Regions from separate parts of the Homo sapiens genome. Here region 2 is linked to region 1. The links are chromatin contacts, found by Hi-C or POLR2A ChIA-PET in ENCODE. All regions are on one chromosome and are shown on one strand. Each heading gives the region's core, a stretch centred on a gene start or an enhancer-like site at or near the end of the contact. The rest is flanking DNA. Distances are from core to core; before and after follow the strand shown. Region 1 overlaps IGDCC4 (immunoglobulin superfamily DCC subclass member 4). Region 2 overlaps LOC105370866 (a long non-coding RNA gene).

What was found. A loop is a pair of places that touch in the nucleus more often than their neighbours do. ChIA-PET counts read pairs that join two places held with the same protein, here RNA polymerase II (POLR2A). Pooled maps may share reads with other maps.
Region 2: a loop to region 1 is called in a map of PC-9, with 4 times the contacts of the local background. The contact joins two enhancer-like sites. A Hi-C loop is called at or near these places in 1 of 168 maps with a recorded cell type or tissue (PC-9), 1 of 37 single-sample maps with no recorded cell type and 4 of 50 pooled maps. POLR2A ChIA-PET finds 5 or more read pairs at or near these places in 2 of 52 experiments (HEK293 and PC-9).

What each region holds. Positions count from the first base shown.
Region 1 is chr15:65,398,490-65,404,075 of GRCh38, forward strand. IGDCC4 (immunoglobulin superfamily DCC subclass member 4) reads right to left here. Exons shown (of 20, transcript NM_020962.3): 4 at 3,862-3,998; 5 at 2,317-2,457. Among named protein-coding and RNA genes, the nearest start is that of IGDCC4, 22 kb to the right of the region's middle. Within about 2 kb of position 2,810, at least 6 of the 41 ENCODE cell types and tissues checked have a DNase peak (open chromatin) inside an H3K27ac peak, as active enhancers do.
Region 2 is chr15:65,825,691-65,830,984 of GRCh38, forward strand. The region is part of intron 1 of LOC105370866 (a long non-coding RNA gene); the gene reads left to right. Among named protein-coding and RNA genes, the nearest start is that of DENND4A, 36 kb to the left of the region's middle. Within about 2 kb of position 3,066, at least 5 of the 41 ENCODE cell types and tissues checked have a DNase peak (open chromatin) inside an H3K27ac peak, as active enhancers do.

The DNA.
Region 1 (5,586 bases), core at 1,560-4,059:
CACCACTGCACTCCAGCCTGGGAAACAGAGCAAAACTCCATCTCAAAAAAAAAAAAAAAAAAAAAAAGAAAGAAAAGAAAAGAGAGAGAGAGAAAGAAAACAAAACAGGCCGGGAGCGGTGGCTCCTGTCTGTAATCCCAGCACTTTGGGAGGCCAAGGTGGGCGGATCACGAGGTTGGATCACGAGGTCAGGAGATGGAGACCATCCTGGCTGACACGGTGAAACCCAGTCTCTACTAAAAATACAAACCATTAGCCAGGCGTGGTGGCGGGTGCCTGTAGTCCCAGCTACTTGGGAAGCTGAGGCAGGAGAATCGCTTGAACCGGGAGGCGGAAGTTGCAGTGAGCAGAGATCGCGCCACTGCACTCCAGCCCGGGCGACAGAGCGAGACTCTGTCTCAAAAAAACAAAACAAAACAAAATCAAAAACAAACAACCCATGCCCCTTCCCTGACTTAGTGGAGTAAGTTCCTGGAAAGAAAGCAGTACTTGGGGTCAGGAATGAAGCTCCTTTCCAGCCCTTCTCTTCCTAGGTGTCAGGATCCTCCGGGACAGCAATTCTCAAATCCGTACTGTGCACACGAATCACAGATTAGCAGGGGACCTTGTTAAGATGTAGAGGACTGAGGCAGGGCCCCAGATTCTGCATTTCTAACTAGTCATAGGTAGTAGAGCTGAAGAGCACACTTTCAGTTGGAGCACCGGGCGCAGTGACTCATGGCTGTAATCCCAGCACCTTGGGAGGCCAAAATGGGTGGGTTGTTTAAGCCCAGGAGTTTGAGACCTGCCTGCGCAACATCTAGAAACCCTGTCTCTACAAAAAAATACAGGCATAGCGGCACATGCCTGTAGTCCCAGCTACTCAGAAGGCTGAGGTAGGAGATCACCTGAGCCGGCAAAAGTTGGAGGCTGCAGTAAGCTGTGATTACACCATTGCACTCCAGCCTGGGTGACAGGCAAAAAAAAAAAAAAAAAAAAAAAAGATTCCTGGAACACGACTCTCCGGGGTGAAGAAAGGAGTCTGCAGTTTTAATAAGTCCCCTGGGTAACCCTGATGCATAATCAGGAATTAAGAAATATTGACATTAGAACTTCTAGGTGATACCACAAGTTTATCCCAGTAGTACAAGGGTCCTGCTGGCCCCCTAAGTAGGCAAGTGTCACAGGTCCAATGAGGCAGTGCAGGTCAGATAGGTGCGAAAATGCCAGCACTGTTCTATTTTATCAGCTCATTGGTGGGTACATATTAATAGTTGTTCAATTTATTTTCTTTAAACTATATATATTCGTGATATACACTTTTGAGTATGAGATATAAACTTATATTTTTAAAGATGTATAGAGTAATAGAATGAGTTGGGGAAAGGGGTAAAAAGAACTGGATTTAAAACTTACTTCTGCCATCAACTTGGGACAAGTCACTTTTTAACAACAAATGGAAATAAAAATAACCCTTGCTTTCTTTTTACAGGACTGTAGGAACTGGCATACCAAAAAGAGAACAGACTTGAAAGCTTGGGTCCCAGCTCTTCCACTGCCTCTCTGAGCCTCAGTTTCTTCATCTGCCCACTGGGAATAATAGTTCTGGCCCCTCCTCTCCCCAGAGGGCTCTTGGAGGCTGACAGGAGAACAGGTGTGAAAGTGCTTAGGAGACTGCACAGTGAAATTTGGCCCAGCACTGGCGTTACCCTGATGGCATCTCCAGTCACTCAGTGGCACTTCTCACTTGTAGCCTGATACTGTCAGACCTCTCTTCATAGATGTGTGTTTTCTCTCCCTCACTAGACGATGAGTTCAGAGGGCAGGGTCCCTGCCTCTCTGTGTTTTGTTCACTGTGCCCAGTATGATACCAGTCACACAAAGACAGCAGTATGCTGGGGTGGACCCAGAGCTTGCCTTATAGTTGCACGGACCAACAGAGGGGTCTGGTTCCACCTAACTCACTGGCTGTGTGGCACCTTCCCAGCTCTCAAGTACTCACTTGTAACACCGTTGTGAGGAACAGAAATATGTAATTATGGTGGAGAACCTAGCTCAGCACCTGGCCTCAGGAGGGCTGCAATAACCGTTCTGTAAGTGGCAGCTTGGAAGTGCTTTTGTAAAGCACATGCTACACAGAGTGACAAGGAAGTCTGTCCAGTTCCCCACGCAGCTCCGACCTTGACCACCACACCCAGCCCTGGGAAAGGAGTTCGTGCCACACCAGAAGGTTCGTGACCACTGGGTCGTCACCCATACATCCCCCTGACTTAGGGGCATGTGAGATGCCACATCCCTCCCTTCCCATGCCCTCCTTCTCCCACCCCCTCCACTCACCTTGTCGGACCCAGGACACAAAAGGGGTGGGGTCAGCTGAGGCCACACATTCCATCACCACACTCTGGCCAGACACCACTGTGGTGTTCTCTGGGGCTGCCACAATGACCACGTCCTGCCCCCTGGTGGACGCCAGGGACCCTGGCGAGAAGACAGACCAGCAGGCAGCCTTACCATTAGGCATTTGCCATGCGATACCTCACCTGAGTCTCACAGTAACCTGGTGAGGTGGTACCGGGGACAGCAGCAATGATTCCATCTGTCAGATGGGGGACGTAGCCATAAAATTCAGCAGGGCTGGGACTGGACCTCTGAGCTGTTTCTTTTAGAGCCAGAAGAATTGCCTAGGCTTCAACTCAGCACCAGAGAAATGATTAGACAGACCCACACCTACCTCCATTCTTCCCTCCCAAATGCAACCCACCATCTAGGCAGAGGACTGTCAGGGTCATGGGCAAAGCACCAGACTTGGAGTCAACAGTTATAGTTTCTAGTTCCAGCACTGCCATTAACGCACTGGGTGACCTTTGGCAAATCCCTTCTCCAAAAGGCCTTGGATTTCCCAGTGGAAAAGGCAGACAGTGGGCTTGAGTTTCTGCCTGTGCGGCAGTTCCCTAAACCCTGATTTCCTGCCAAGTTCTTTGTGTGACCCTGGCCCCCTGGGTGGAGTGGTGAATATCTGGATTGTCCAGCAGGTGGAGGCAGATACCCCTTGAACAGAAGAAAGACGACACCAGACTGGGAGCAGCCTACCAGCTAAGCCCAGAAGGAACAGGATGGGGACGGGGTGGGAGTGCAGAGAGTGGGTGGGAGGTGGGAGGGATGCATGGCAAAGGGAAGCAAGGGAGGTGCCCCTGGGGGAGGCTTGAAGTGAGATCTGTTGAGCACCTGCCAGGTGCCAGGCACTTTCCATTCTTATCTCAAGGACTCTTCGAGCCTCTCTGAGCTGGGCATTTGATAAGGAGCCCAGGGTCATGCAGATGGTGAGCAGAGAAGGCAGGATTCAAACCAGGTCTTTCCAACCCCAAAGACTGTGCCCTTCCTAATCCATCACACTGGGGCAAGAGCTTTTCAAAGAAACGAGTAAAGGATAAGAGCACTAGGCCACAGGTAGCCAGATTTGCAAGGCACAGAAAGCAGAGAGGGACGAACCCCCAGTGCCTGGACCCCTCAGTGACTATAGAAGGGCAGGAGAGAAAGGGGCAGGGAGCAGGGCTTCCGGGCACTGACACCGCCTCAGATGCCTCGCATCCCCACCTCTGTCCCCAGCCTTCGACACTGCATCCAACCAGAGGGCACACAGGCTCTGCATGAAGAGAGGAGCCCTGCCCTTGGAGTCTGGGGTCTTGTGTTCCAGCCCAGTTCTTTCTTCTCTGGTTTGCTGGGTGGCAGTACCCTCTCTGGGCTTCATCGCCTCACCAGTCAATGGGACTAACATTTATCACCTACTTGAAGGCAAGGCCTGGACCCCTTGAGGTCCCTCCCAGCTCTGAGGTGGCTGGTTCCAGAAACCCCCAGGTTTCCCCACCCAGCCAGCCCCCTTACCTCTGTGGGCCACACTGAGTAGGGCCTCCTGGCTGAAGTGCTGGCGAGCTGAGTTGGTGGCCACGCAGCGGTAGGGGCCTGCATCACTCTCCTGAACATCCAGGATCTGAAGGACGCCGTTGGGAAGCACGATGAGCCTTGGGAAGAGGGGAGCAGGCAACTGTGAGGTGGGCAGGGGGGCCACAGGGAGGGTGGCTCATGGTAAGATAAATGCAAATTAAAACTCTAAGATACCAGGCTGGGCGCAGTGGCTCACGCCTATAATCCCAGCACTTTGGGAGGCGAGGCGGGCGAATCACATGAGGTCGGGAGTTCGAGACCAGCCTGACCAACATGGAGAAACCCCGTCTCTACTAAAAATACAAAATTAGCCGGGCGTAGTGGTGCATGCCTGTAATCCCAGCTACTCCGGAGGCTGAGGCAGGAGAATCGCTTGAACCCGGGAGGCGGAGGTTGCGGTGAGCCAAGATTGCACCATTGCACTCCAGCCTGGGCGACAACAGCAAAACTCCATCTCAAACAAACAAACAAAAACTCTAAGACACCATTTTCACCTATTAGATTGGTGAAAATCAGAAGGCTTAATAACACTCCGTGTGGATGAGGGAATGGAGGAAGGCACTCCTGCCTCGATGGTGGCCCTGCCCATACACCATCTGTCCAGGGCAAGTTGGTGATATCTCAACATCAAAACTTCTAGGGCTCTATCCCACAGATACTCTCAGATGTGTGCACAAGAGCATGTGTTAAACGATATTCACTCCAGCACTGTCTGTGATAGCAAAAGGCTGGAAACAACCCAAGTGTTCATCTGCAGGGTGGGAACTGGCTAAATTTGTTTGGGTACATTCGCACAATGGAATGTTAGGCAGCTGCTAAAAAGGAGGCAGCTCTGTGTGTGCTGATAGAGGGCCATCTCCAAATGTGTTCTGGTACAAAACAATATGTTTGGGGACATGTAGGCTTCTGTGCTTGCGTATACATTCAATGTTCCTGGTAACAGTGGTTGTCTCTGGGGAGGGGACCTGGGATCCAGGGGACTGAGGGTGGGAGGGACTGACTTTTTATTATATATCCTTGTATACAGTTGGAATTTTATTTACCCCTTGCCCATACTACCTTCTCCCTCCCTTAATAAAATACTCTTTATTCACACTATCTCATGTGACCCTTAAAACAAGCCCAAGACATAGAGGAGGTCACAACCTCCATTTTACTGGTGAAAAATAGGAGGGTATTTTCCCAGGATCTCACAGGTGGAGCAGAGTGAAAACTCGAACCCAAGTCTTCTGGTGCCAAATGTCATATTTGTCCTACCTGCCTGTCTCGGCAGCCATTGGATGGCTGAGAATGCCCTTGGAGAGGACGTGGTCTCCAAGCAGACCCAGCCAACACGTATGTTACTTAGAAGGGGCATGATGGATGAGGGTGTTCCCTGCCCTCTGGGCTAAAGAAATAGAAAGGTCCAGAGACCTTACTTGAGAAACGATGTAATCTGGGATAGGGAGGTCTCCATGGGGGTTGGGGTGGTGGAGACCAGAGTGGGCTCCGACCTAAGGAGGGGGTGAATGGGTCCCTCGGAATCCTCCAACTGGGATCCCTACAGGGTCAGCTCCAGGTTGAGAATCCTAGTTTCTCAACAGAGCAAATGGTGCTGGCCTCTGGGATGTAGGCTGGGCCAAGGTCAGAGAGGGAAGGGGGCAGTTGTGCGCTTGGTGGAGATCC
Region 2 (5,294 bases), core at 1,816-4,315, 430 kb after region 1:
GAAAAGGATAGAGAAGCAAAACTAAAGGCAGGTAGCCTGGCACCTAGGAACCAGACCCAAAACCTAGGAACCAGACCCGAAACCAGGCCTGGGCCTGCCTGACCTAAGCCTAAAATTCGACCCCTGACCTAGCAACTGATGTTATCTATAGATTATAGAAAGACATTGTAAAACTTCCCGGTCTGTTCTGTTTCACTCTGACCACTGGTGCATGCAGCCCCTGTCACGTACCCCCTGCTTGCTCAATTGATCACAACCCTCTCACGCGGACCCCCTTAGAGTTGTGAGCTCTTAAAAGGGACAGGAATTGCTCACTCAGGGAGTTCGGCTCTTGAGACAGGAGTCCTGCCGATGCTCCTGGCCGAATAAACCTCTTCCTTCTTTAACTCGGTGTCTGAGGAGTTTTGTCTGTGGCTTGTCCTGCTACAACGAAAGTGAAGAGGGAAAAATATAGTAAAGAATCAAAATCATCTAAAATATCTATGTGTGTGTATATATGTATCTATTTGTGTGTGTGTGTGTGTGTGCGTGTGTGTGTATATATATATATATATATATATATATGTATATATGTTTTTTTTTTAAGACAGGGTCTCACTCTCTTGCCCAGGCTGGAGTGCAGTGGCTCAATCTTGGCTCACTACAGCCTCAACCTCCCCAGGCTCAGGTGATCCTCCCACCTCAGTCTCCCTGGTAGCTGGGACAACAGGCATGTGCCATCACGCCAGGTTAATTTTTTTTACTTTTTGTAGAGACGGAGTTTTGCCATGTCACCCAGGCTAAAAATATCTGGATATTTAATATCATGTAGAAATTGACTGATTTTTCTTTCACTTTTTGTCCAGATATCAAATGGAGACAGATTGAAGTTCACCTCTCATGTCACTGATTTTAATACACTTAAATAATTGTGTCCTTTGTTAATATTTTCTATTGAGCAGAGTCCATTTCAATAAGAAAGGCTCTCCTTTTTGGCACTGGCTTTTTTCCTTGATCACAAAACTATTATATGCTTAATATGAAAAAAAGGAAAAACATTGAAAGCTACTAAGAAAAAAAAGTAATCCTATCATCAAAAGTAAATACTGCTCACATTTTTTAGATGTTTTTCCTTTTGCATATAGGTGTTCAAGGAACTGGGTTAATACTGTGCATACAGTTTTGTGTCTTTGTTTTTTTCAATTAACATTTTATTGTAAGCATTTCTACATATCATCACAGATTCCTTAAAAATGTTTATTGTGTCATGACAATATTCCAAAGTATGGATATACTATAATTTATCCTTCTATTATAGGAAATTTAGCTTATTTTCTTTCTTTTTTTTTTACTATTATACTTAACCCTGTGAAGAACATTCTTATATATAATTCTTTGCTTCCATCTTTGATTATGCCCCTAGGATATATTCTAAGGAGTGGAACTACAGGACTGTGTAGGTTATTTTTCACTCCTGCCCCCACCCCTACCGCAATCTCTGTCTTTCTTCATTCCAAAGAATTGCATCTCCAGCATTCCTTGCCCCTTGGCTTCCTTGGGATTTATTCAGGGGTGGCACCAGCCGGAGATCACGTATGCTAGAAGAGAGAGAAGTCAGGGTATTTCCTCCTTACTCTCTTCCTGCTTTGAGCCAGCTAGCTGCTTACCCCTCCCCACCCCCAACCTAGTCTCCTTTCTTGGGGTTGGATCCCTCCTCCACCATTCCCTGCTCTTACTGGATTCTGTAAGATTATTTCCTCCCTCTGTTCCTTTATCCCTAGGATAAGGAAATGTTGCTTCCCACTGTTGCTTTTCTCTTGGTGCCTTAACATCCCTGTTTACCCCTTAGCCCAGCCTACCTGTCTGTAAGTAGTTCTTTTATTAAAGTCTCTTCATTGCCAGGCACAATGCTCACACCTGTAATCCCAGCACTTTGGGAGACCAAGACAGGCGGATCACTTGAGGTCAGGAGTTTGAGACCAGCCTGGCCAACATGGTGAAACCCCCTTTCTGCTAAAAATACAAAAATTATCCTGGGGGTGGTGGTGGGTGCCTGTAAACCCAGCTACTCAGGAAGCTGAGGCAGGAGAATCGCTTGAACCCGGGAGGCAGAAGTTGCAGTGAGCCTAGGTTGTGCCACTGCACTCCAGCCTGGGTAATGGAGTGAGAGCCTGTCCCCCAACAAAAAAAAAAAAAAAAAGAGTCTCTTCATTTGAACCATCCTGACTCAAATCGTTTTCCTTTTTCTTTTTTTTTTTTCTTTTGACAGGCTCACTGCAACCTCTGTGTCCTGGGTTTAAGTGATCCTTCCACCTCAGCCTCCCGAGTAGCTGAGACTACAGGTGTGTGCCACCATGCCTGGCTAATTTTTGTATTTTTAGTAGAGATGGGTTTTTACCATGTGATATAGTTAGGCTTTGTGTCCCTACCCAAATCTCATCTTGAATTGTAATCCCCATAATCCCCATGTGTCAAGGGAGAGACCAGGTGGAGGTTAATTGAATCATGGGGGCAGTTTCCCACCTGCTATTCTCGTGATAGTGAGTTCTCACGAGATCTGATGGTTTTATAAGGGGCTCTTCCCCCGTCACTCAGCACTTCTCCTTCTGCCGCCACATGAAGAAGGTGCCTTGCTTATCCTTTGCCTTATGCCATGATTGTAAGTTTCCTGAGGCCTCCCCAGCCATGCTGAACTGTGAGTCAATTAAACCTCTTTCCTTTATAAATTACCCAGTCTTGGGCAGTTCTTTATAGCAGTATGAAAACAGACTAATACACCATGTTGCTCAGGCTGGTCCTGAACTCCTGGGCTCAAGCAATTCACTCATCTTGGCCTCCCAGAGTGCTGGGATTGTAGGCATGAGCCACTGCTCCTGGCTGAAATCCTTTTTCTTTTGGGATCCTGACAGACACAGCATTAAAGAGTACTTTTGAAATACATTTTAAAATACATTCTTGATAGATACTGTCAAATTGTATTGCAGAAAGGTCATATCAGTTTACACTCCCATTAGTAGAGTATGAAAGCCTGATGAGATGGGCTCTTGAGGTTGCAATAAACTTTTGAAGGCACTCAGTTTCCTGTTTGTTATCTAGTGCCTTCCGCTCTGATGTCACTCATATACAGAAGGTTCGGCATGGGCCATCTAAAGAAAAGTCATTCATGACACAGGTGAAAATATTGAGATAAGCAGTATTATATTATTTACAAACCTGAAATTCTAAGTGCAAGAAGAGACCCTGGATTGTGTTGTGAAAACAAGTCTTTTTGATTGATGTATAGGGAAGAACACATTCTGGCTGGGCATACAAATAGTGTGGTGTGGCTAGGGAATGTCAGCTCACATGCAGGTTACAGCATAAACATTAACCTAGGAAACCAATGGGGATGCAGTGCTGTTACCCTTAAGGTCTTAGTACTCATGTTGTGGAAGAATTCCTACTTCATCTTCCTAGTCCTGACTTTAAGAGAACAGTTTTTAGGTACATGGATTATGAGAAGCAGAAAGAATCCACAAAGACATCTTTGTGGACATTCCCTGCTTCTACTCAAATGAGAGGTAACCACTGGCATTTTAATCAATGATTGCTAGGACGGGGCTGAGATTTTAGCTAAGTGATTCCCATGTTTATCCTATAGCTGACTGGTAACACAGGTAGAAACATTGTGCTTTTCCATTTTCTTACAAAATAACGAGACACCTAGTGGGCACAACATGAAAATACCGTCATGGGAGTTGGTGAATTCAGTCAATACCCAGGTGAATGATATTTAGTAACTGCTCCAATGTTTAATTCTACAAAAGTAGTTTGGGCCAGGCATGGAGGCTCATGCCTGTAATTCCAGCACTTTAGGAGGCTTAGGCTGGTGGATTGCCTGAGCTCAGGAATTCAAGGCCAGCCTAGGCAACATGACGAAACCCTGTCTCTATAAAAAATGCAAAAATGTGTTGGGCGTGGTGACTTGCGCCTGTAGTCCCAACTACCTGGGAGGCTGAGGTGGGAGGATCACCTGAGCCTGGGGAAGTTGAGGCTGCAGTGAGCCTAGATCACACCACTGCACTCCAGTCTGGGTGACAAAGCGAGACCTAGTCCTCTTAGAGAAATACCCAGGTCCAGAAATCAGACCAACCATTGACTCATACTGGATAATTAAAATATACTTATTGTCATATATTTTAAAGCACTCATAGTTTTCAAAGTTCTTTCAACACAAAGTTTCTTTCCATAACACTAAGAACATACAATAGTCTCCCCCACTGGGCTGTGGGCTCCCTTAGAAAAGGGGCCACACCAGTTTCCTCCCAGCACAAGCCTAGTGTGTAGTACATAAAGAATACATAAAGAATAGGGGCTTTGGTAGCCCCTATTTGGTAGTTTGATGACTGAACTACCCTAGCAAGTGGGATAATTTCTGTTTTTTTTCTAGGTGAGAAAACAAAAAATCAGGCCGGGCACAGTGGCTCATGCCTGTAATCTCAGCACTTTGGGAATCTGAGGTCGATGGATCACTTGAGGCCGGAAGTTCGAGACCAGCCTGGCCAAGAGAGCGAAACCTCGTCTCTACTAAAAATATAAAAATTAGCCAGGCATGGTGATGCATGCCTGTAATGCTAGCTACTCAAGAGGCTGAGACATGAGAATCACTTGAACCTGGGAGGCAGAGGTTGCAGTGAGCCAAGATTGCGCCACTGCACTCCAGCCTGGGCCACAGAGCGAGACTCTGTCTCAAAAAACAAAACCAAAAAACAAAGAGTAGAGAGAGTTGTCCTCCAGTTAAATAAGTATAAAAGCCAACCATGAACCACACCCTATATACCTTGACCTTTGCCCATGCCCAAACAGACCTTTTGGGAAAGCCTCCTTGCTGACATAAATGCCTACTGGCCTTCCCCTCTGTTTTGAGTTACCAGCATCCATCTTTATTCCATCACCAGGGACCCTTTTGGAAGGTCATAGTATCTAAGTCAGGAGTGATCAATCCACGAACCAAGTGAGGCCCCAGTGGGAGGCCTTCCTCAGAGGATCTTCCATGTTAGATCACCTGATATCATACTCTACTTTCATCTCATGATGGGGTTAATGCATTTCTATCCTCATAGATCACATGCTCAATTAAGTATCTGGAGAGTAGATGGAGTAATAACATACTTATGTTACCAAGGTTCAGCCAAGGGACTTATAAATCCCAAGGCATCCCTGGCCAGACTTTGTCTTTGGAAAGTACATTATAAAGAGTTTTCATCACATAGCATGTAAAAGGGTCACAAATCCTGGGAGGTTACCTGGGCCAATGTTTCTCAAATTGGGGTTCA